2 separate regions of the Homo sapiens genome follow, and region 1 is linked to region 2. A link is a loop called in an ENCODE intact Hi-C map of the cell type or tissue named here. Cell type or tissue: thyroid gland. All regions are shown on one strand. Links, peaks and the distances in the headings refer to the core of each region. The heading gives the core; the rest is flanking DNA.

Region 1 (2,821 bases), core at 69-2,568, 310 kb after region 2:
TTGGGAAAGATATGCAAAATTAGCTCTCACGAGCTAGTGCCAGGCTCCTCCAGCATCCCATTGACACTCATCATCAACATGTTCAGAGAGGTTAGAAATGGATGTCAGGTCAAAAAAAACAGGAAGCTTTCTGGATGCAAATTTATATTTGTGTAATTGTAATTGTCATTATATGAATGCTTTTACCGGCTAAAGAAAACAAGAGAATTCTGGGCATTTACACATTTAGAGGCGCTACCAGGAGACCATGAAATCTAGAGAATATGCTGCGAGTCCCATTGCACGTGAATTGGATAGCGTAGTCGGAAAGAAAATCACAGTTCTTGGAAAATCTCCAGTATCTCGTGATGGCTGGTTGTATGTTCCCTTGACGACTGCTCTGTTTAATCAAGGGAGTAAGTGAAGTTTCTGCTTCAGTGGTCCTCAGGAATCATCACAGATCCTTTTTTAATATCAGTACATCACAGGAAAATGGCTTGGTTTTCTCTGTAATTTATTATAAAGTGTATTTGGGCTGTTTTGTCAGAGAGAAGTCTAACTAATATAATCTAAAACTAGTGACCGCCACATGACTATCATCCAGAGGCAGGAAGTGCTCAGAAAAATCACTTATTAGAGGTCATGGAGCGCTTTTTATACAAAGCTCTTTGTACTGTCAGGCTGGCCAACTCTGTGACGATCTAAGCAAAAACAGGATGCTTTTTAAAAACAGTGTGTTTATATTGCTTTTGCTAGACAAAAGTCCTGACACTGTGGCTTTTATGCGTGATCCTTTTTTTATACTGTTTAACATTTATTTTGTGCTGAGTTGCACAGACAATGTCAAGAAATATGGCTGTGTTGATAGGGCTGTATGAAAACCATCCCACTTTTAGGAAACAGCATTTCCTTAAATTTGCTTACCCAGCCATGACAATCACACTGGATAAGTGAAGTGGTAAGGAAAGCTGTATGTCTCTGGACAGTTTCACCCATACTGCCTAATGTCTAATTTTTGAAATATATTTTCCATGTTTCCCTGTTACAAACAGGGAGGTAAAACAATAATGCTATCAATTAGATCTTAAGTTAGTCTTTGTAGGGATCAGATTCCTTTCAGTGCCTCCATCTCTGCCATGTACCTTTACTGCCATCTGCTGATACTGAGTCTCTGGGCTCTGAGTCTCCCATCCCAGCTATTCTCATGTAGAGCTGTCACTAGTCAGCTAAAACTTCTGGCTGAGCATGGAGATCATAGTTGCTAACAACTGAACTTACCCTCTTTCTATCTTAAATGTAGCCTAAGAAGATTCTTTTAAATAAAAGTTCTGAGTTAATGCTTAATTCATATGCTACTATTCACTTCAGAGCAATAGACTTACATTTATTCAGTATACATTAAGGCAAACTATTATTGGTCAGAAATTCAAGTTATTAATCTGGAAATAATTAAAATCTGGAAGATAGACATTTTTGCATTCATTTTTAACATTTAACTAAGAAAATGAAAGGAAAGAAAGGAAAGGAGGGGAGGGGGTGAGGGGACAAGAGGAGAGGAGAGGAGAGGAGAGGAGAGGAGAGGAGAGGAGAGGAAAAACTTATTAGCAATGTTAATGCATGCCCAAAATCTAAAATAAACAAGCCAGTGTTATTGTTGGGTAATTGCCAAGCCTAAAGACAAGAGAAAAGAACATTTATGTTTTGCACCTGTGAAAGCATTCAGTATCATCATCAATTTTGCAGTATTCCCTAGAAGCAGTTGGTGCTGTTCAGTTTTCTTACTGTTACATCATGGCTTCATGCTGCAATTATACATGAACTAGGTTTCACACACCTTCAGCCCAGCAATGAGATACTGCTTTAAAGCATTTAATTTCATTATGGTTTGATGCCAATAACTCATATAACCACCAGATTTGACAAATAAAACATAGGTACCTTAAAAAGAAAAAAAAATCCATACGTTCTATTTCTCTCTGGAAAAAAAAAAAACAAACTACTTTACTTATGTGCTTTTGAAATATACCACTGGAAAAAAAAATATGAGACAGATGCATTCAAATGCCTATAGCACAAAACAAACCTGAGATAGAAAAGCCAAAGAAATTAGTCCTTCCAAATTTAAAGACTGCAAAATCATGAAGGCACTTCCAAATGGCTTGGTTAACTTTTTTTTCATCCTACCTCTCACAAATTAAAGACAATTTTCTATGTACATGTCCCTTCAAAGGCAAGAACTTAGTTTGATCTTTCATTTTTGTGTTTTCTCATAATAAAAAAAGAAAATGGGGGATTTCGGGTCAAGATGACTCTGTAACTTCACACTTTTATGTGCTAGCAGTGATAGAAAAAATAAAGGAAGAAAACTGAAAACATGAAGGCAAGTTCAAAAACAAGACAAACATATCTTTAGACAAGAAATAGACAAATATGCAAAGCAGCAAAGAAGGTAAGAGTACATACTTGCTAAGATATAAATCTAGAAATAGAAAAGCTTATCTCCTGTAAGGTAAAAGGAACTAAAACTATTTGCTCAAAAAGATTTGTGAAAGATCTGATATAGATATAGGTTTATAAAGATAAATAAAATATATAAGGGAATATAAATATATTCATATATATATACTCAGAAAAAGAGAAAGGCTGCCATCTGGAATTCTGACTTTTAGCAAGCTGCCAGCCCAGGAAGAGAACAGAATGCAATCAAAGTATCATGACCTGAATTATGCCAAGCAGTCTGTCAGCTCTGTGAATGGACCTGTGAATATTTCCAGTATCATTGTAGGACAGAACTACCAAATACCTTTTAGCGAAGATTCCGGTTTCAGTGTCAAAAGATCAG
Region 2 (2,821 bases), core at 182-2,681:
CCAAGGACCCCAAGTCTCCCACATCCTGGAGCTGTAGTCCACAGGTAAAGGAGACAGAAAATCTGCCATCTCCAATCCCAGATGGGCCCCCAGAAATGGTACAGGACAATCAAAGACTGGAGAGACCAAAAAAGGTTCAGGAGAGTTTATCAAATTAAGGTGATAACTGGCTCAGCCAGACATTTGTCCAGAAAGTCTGAGCCCCAAACAAAAGGCTTTTCCTACTTTTAAACATCTTAAAGCAGCAACTATGTGAGATGGGAAGCAAGTTACAGAAGGAAGAAACAAAGGCAGCATTACAACATTTCTTACATCTTGAGAGAAACATGTCTTGCGACCTAAACTTATTGGTCTTGTGACCCTGCAGGCATGCTAGGGAGGTAAGCAGTTTATTACGCTGGGCCTGTAATAAACTTTGAGGAATGTGGAGTTGAGGAGTATAGATGAGGTCCACTGACCACAGAGAGAAGACAGGCTGTTAATATTCTCTTTTAACTTGAGTGTAAGTGGGGGAAGGGGGTCACACTTTGCAGAAACTTTAAGTTTTAAATTTCTATTACTACTACTATTAGGTTATAGTTTATTTCATTAATTCCTTCTTCATGATGACAATATGCCTAGGCAATGAGCTTTTTATGATGAATTTCCCAGGTGTTCCTTGTGCTTCTTGTATTTGGATGTCTAGGTCTCTAACAAGGCCAGGGAAGTTTTCCTTAATTATTCCCCCAAATATGTTTTCCAAACTTTTAGATTTCTCTTCTTCCTTAGGAATACCAATTATTCTTAGGTTTGTTCATTTAATATAATCCCAGACTTTTTGGAGACTTTTCATGTTTTCTTATTTTTTTCTTTGTCTTTTTTAGATTTAGTTCAAAAACCTTGTCTTCAAGCTCTGAATTTCTTTATTCTACTTGTTCAATTATATTGCTGAGACTTTCCAGAGAATTTTGCATTTTTGTAAGTGTGTCCAGTGTTTCCTGAAGGTTTGTTTTTCCTTTATGCTATCTATTTCCCTGAATATTTCTCCCTTCACTTCTTGTATTGTTTTTTGGATTTCCTTGCACTGGGCTTCACCTTTCTCTGGTGCCTCCCTGATTAGCTTAATAACTTACCTCCTGAATTCTTTTTCAGGTAAATCAGAGATTTCTTCTTAGGTTGGAACTATTTCTGGTGAACTAGTGAGACTTTTTGGGAGGTGTTAAAGAGCCTTGTTTTATCATATTACCAGAGTTGGTTATCTAGTTCCTTTTCATTTGGGTAGGCTCTGTCAGAGGAAAGGTCTAGGGCTAAAGGCTGTTGTTCCGATTCTTTTGTCCCACAGGGTGTTCCCTTGATGCAGTTCTCTCCCCCTTTTCCTATGAATGTGGCTTTCTGTGAGCCAAGATGCAATGATTGTTATCTCTCTTCTGGATCTAGCTACACAGCAAGCCTACCCGGCTCCAGGGGGTTGTCTGCACAGAGTCCTGTGATATTAACCATCTGTGGTCTCTCAGCTGTGGATACCAGCACAGTATTTGAGATATCTCCAGGGTCCTGCAGGAGCACTCCACTTCCTTCAGAGGGTCTGTGGGTCTTCTTGGGATTCCTGGTTTGTTCTTTTAGAATAGCTTTTTTCTAATGCTGTGAAGAATGACTTTGGTAGTTCGATAGGAATAACATCAAATCTTTAAGTTTCTTTGGGCAATTTCAGTGATATTAATTCCTCCAACCCATGAGCATGGAACATTTTTCCATTCATTTGTGTCATCTCTGATTTCTTTCGGCAGTGTTTTGTAGTTCTCTTTGTGTGGTCTTTCACCTATTTGGTTAGCTGTATTCCTAGGTATTTCATTTTCTTTGTGGTTACTGTAAACAAGATTACATTCTTGATTTGACTCTCAGCCTGGATGTTATTGATACATAGAAATATACCGATTTTTATACATTGATTTTGTATCCTGAAATCTTGCTAAAATTATGTATCAGGTCCAGTAGCCTTTTGGCAGAGTCTTTATGGTTTTCTAAATATACAGTCCCATCACATTGAAGAAAGATCGTTTGACTTATTTTCCTATTTTGGATGCATTTAATTTATTTCTGTTGCCTGATTACTGTGGCTGGAACTTCCAGTACTATTGAATGGGGTGATGTGAGGGGCATCCTTGTCTTTTTAAGTTCTCAAGGGGAAAGCTTTTGCCCATTCAGTATATTGTTGGCTATGGAATTGTCATAAATGGCTCATATTCTGAGGTATGTTTCTTCAATGCCTAGTTCGTTGAAGGTTTTTACCATGAAGGCATGTTGGCTTTTATGAGAAACTTTTTTATGCATCTGTCACAATGATTATTTGATTTTTGCTTTTAATTCTGTTTATGCAGTGAATCACATTTATTGATTTGCATATGTTGAACCAACTTTGCATCCCAAAAATAAAGCCTACCTCATCATGGTGAATTAACTTTTTGATCTGCTACTGGATTCAGTTTGTTAGTATTTTGTTAAGAATTCTTGCTTCTATGTTCATCAGGGATATTGGCCTGAAGTTTCCATTCTTTGTCGTGTCTTTGCCAGATTTTGGTATTAGGCTGATGCTGGTTTGCTAGAATGAGTTAGGGAGGAGTCCCAAAGGCTCTGAACAATCCCATGTCAAGTTTGTAGCTGGACTGACCATTAAGAGCTGTCAAAAGTTAGGGTGATGGGTTCAGGCTGTTATTGTCCCTTTTTGACCCATTGTTGAATGTAAACTTCCCCCAGAAAATGGGAGTAAACTTAGATGATCCCACATTCTTGGGCTAAAGTACTTCCCAAAGAATGTTCAAATGTAAAGTCAACTTGCCAGCAT

The links. A loop is a pair of places that touch in the nucleus more often than their neighbours do. Peaks named below come from ENCODE experiments on the same cell type or tissue, not always from the same donor. Only the 100,000 strongest peaks of a DNase experiment are listed, where the experiment ranks them.
Region 1: it touches region 2 in a loop (4-fold over the local background); 39 of 110 quality-filtered maps call a loop at or near these places.

The regions. Positions count from the first base shown.
Region 1 is chr6:64,010,741-64,013,561 of GRCh38, reverse strand. The region is part of intron 33 of EYS (eyes shut homolog); the gene reads left to right. The region is part of intron 3 of LOC107986608 (a long non-coding RNA gene); the gene reads right to left. Among named protein-coding and RNA genes, the nearest start is that of SCAT8, 210 kb to the right of the region's middle. RefSeq lists a silencer at 1,032-1,326. In thyroid gland, for the core only: a CTCF peak has its summit at 1,135 (motif pointing left); DNase peaks (open chromatin) are centred at 321 and 1,141; H3K27ac peaks cover 1,774 bases.
Region 2 is chr6:64,323,890-64,326,710 of GRCh38, reverse strand. All of the region lies in intron 29 of EYS (eyes shut homolog), which reads left to right. Among named protein-coding and RNA genes, the nearest start is that of SCAT8, 520 kb to the right of the region's middle. In thyroid gland, for the core only: no CTCF peak of the experiment used is centred there; no DNase peak of the experiment used is centred there.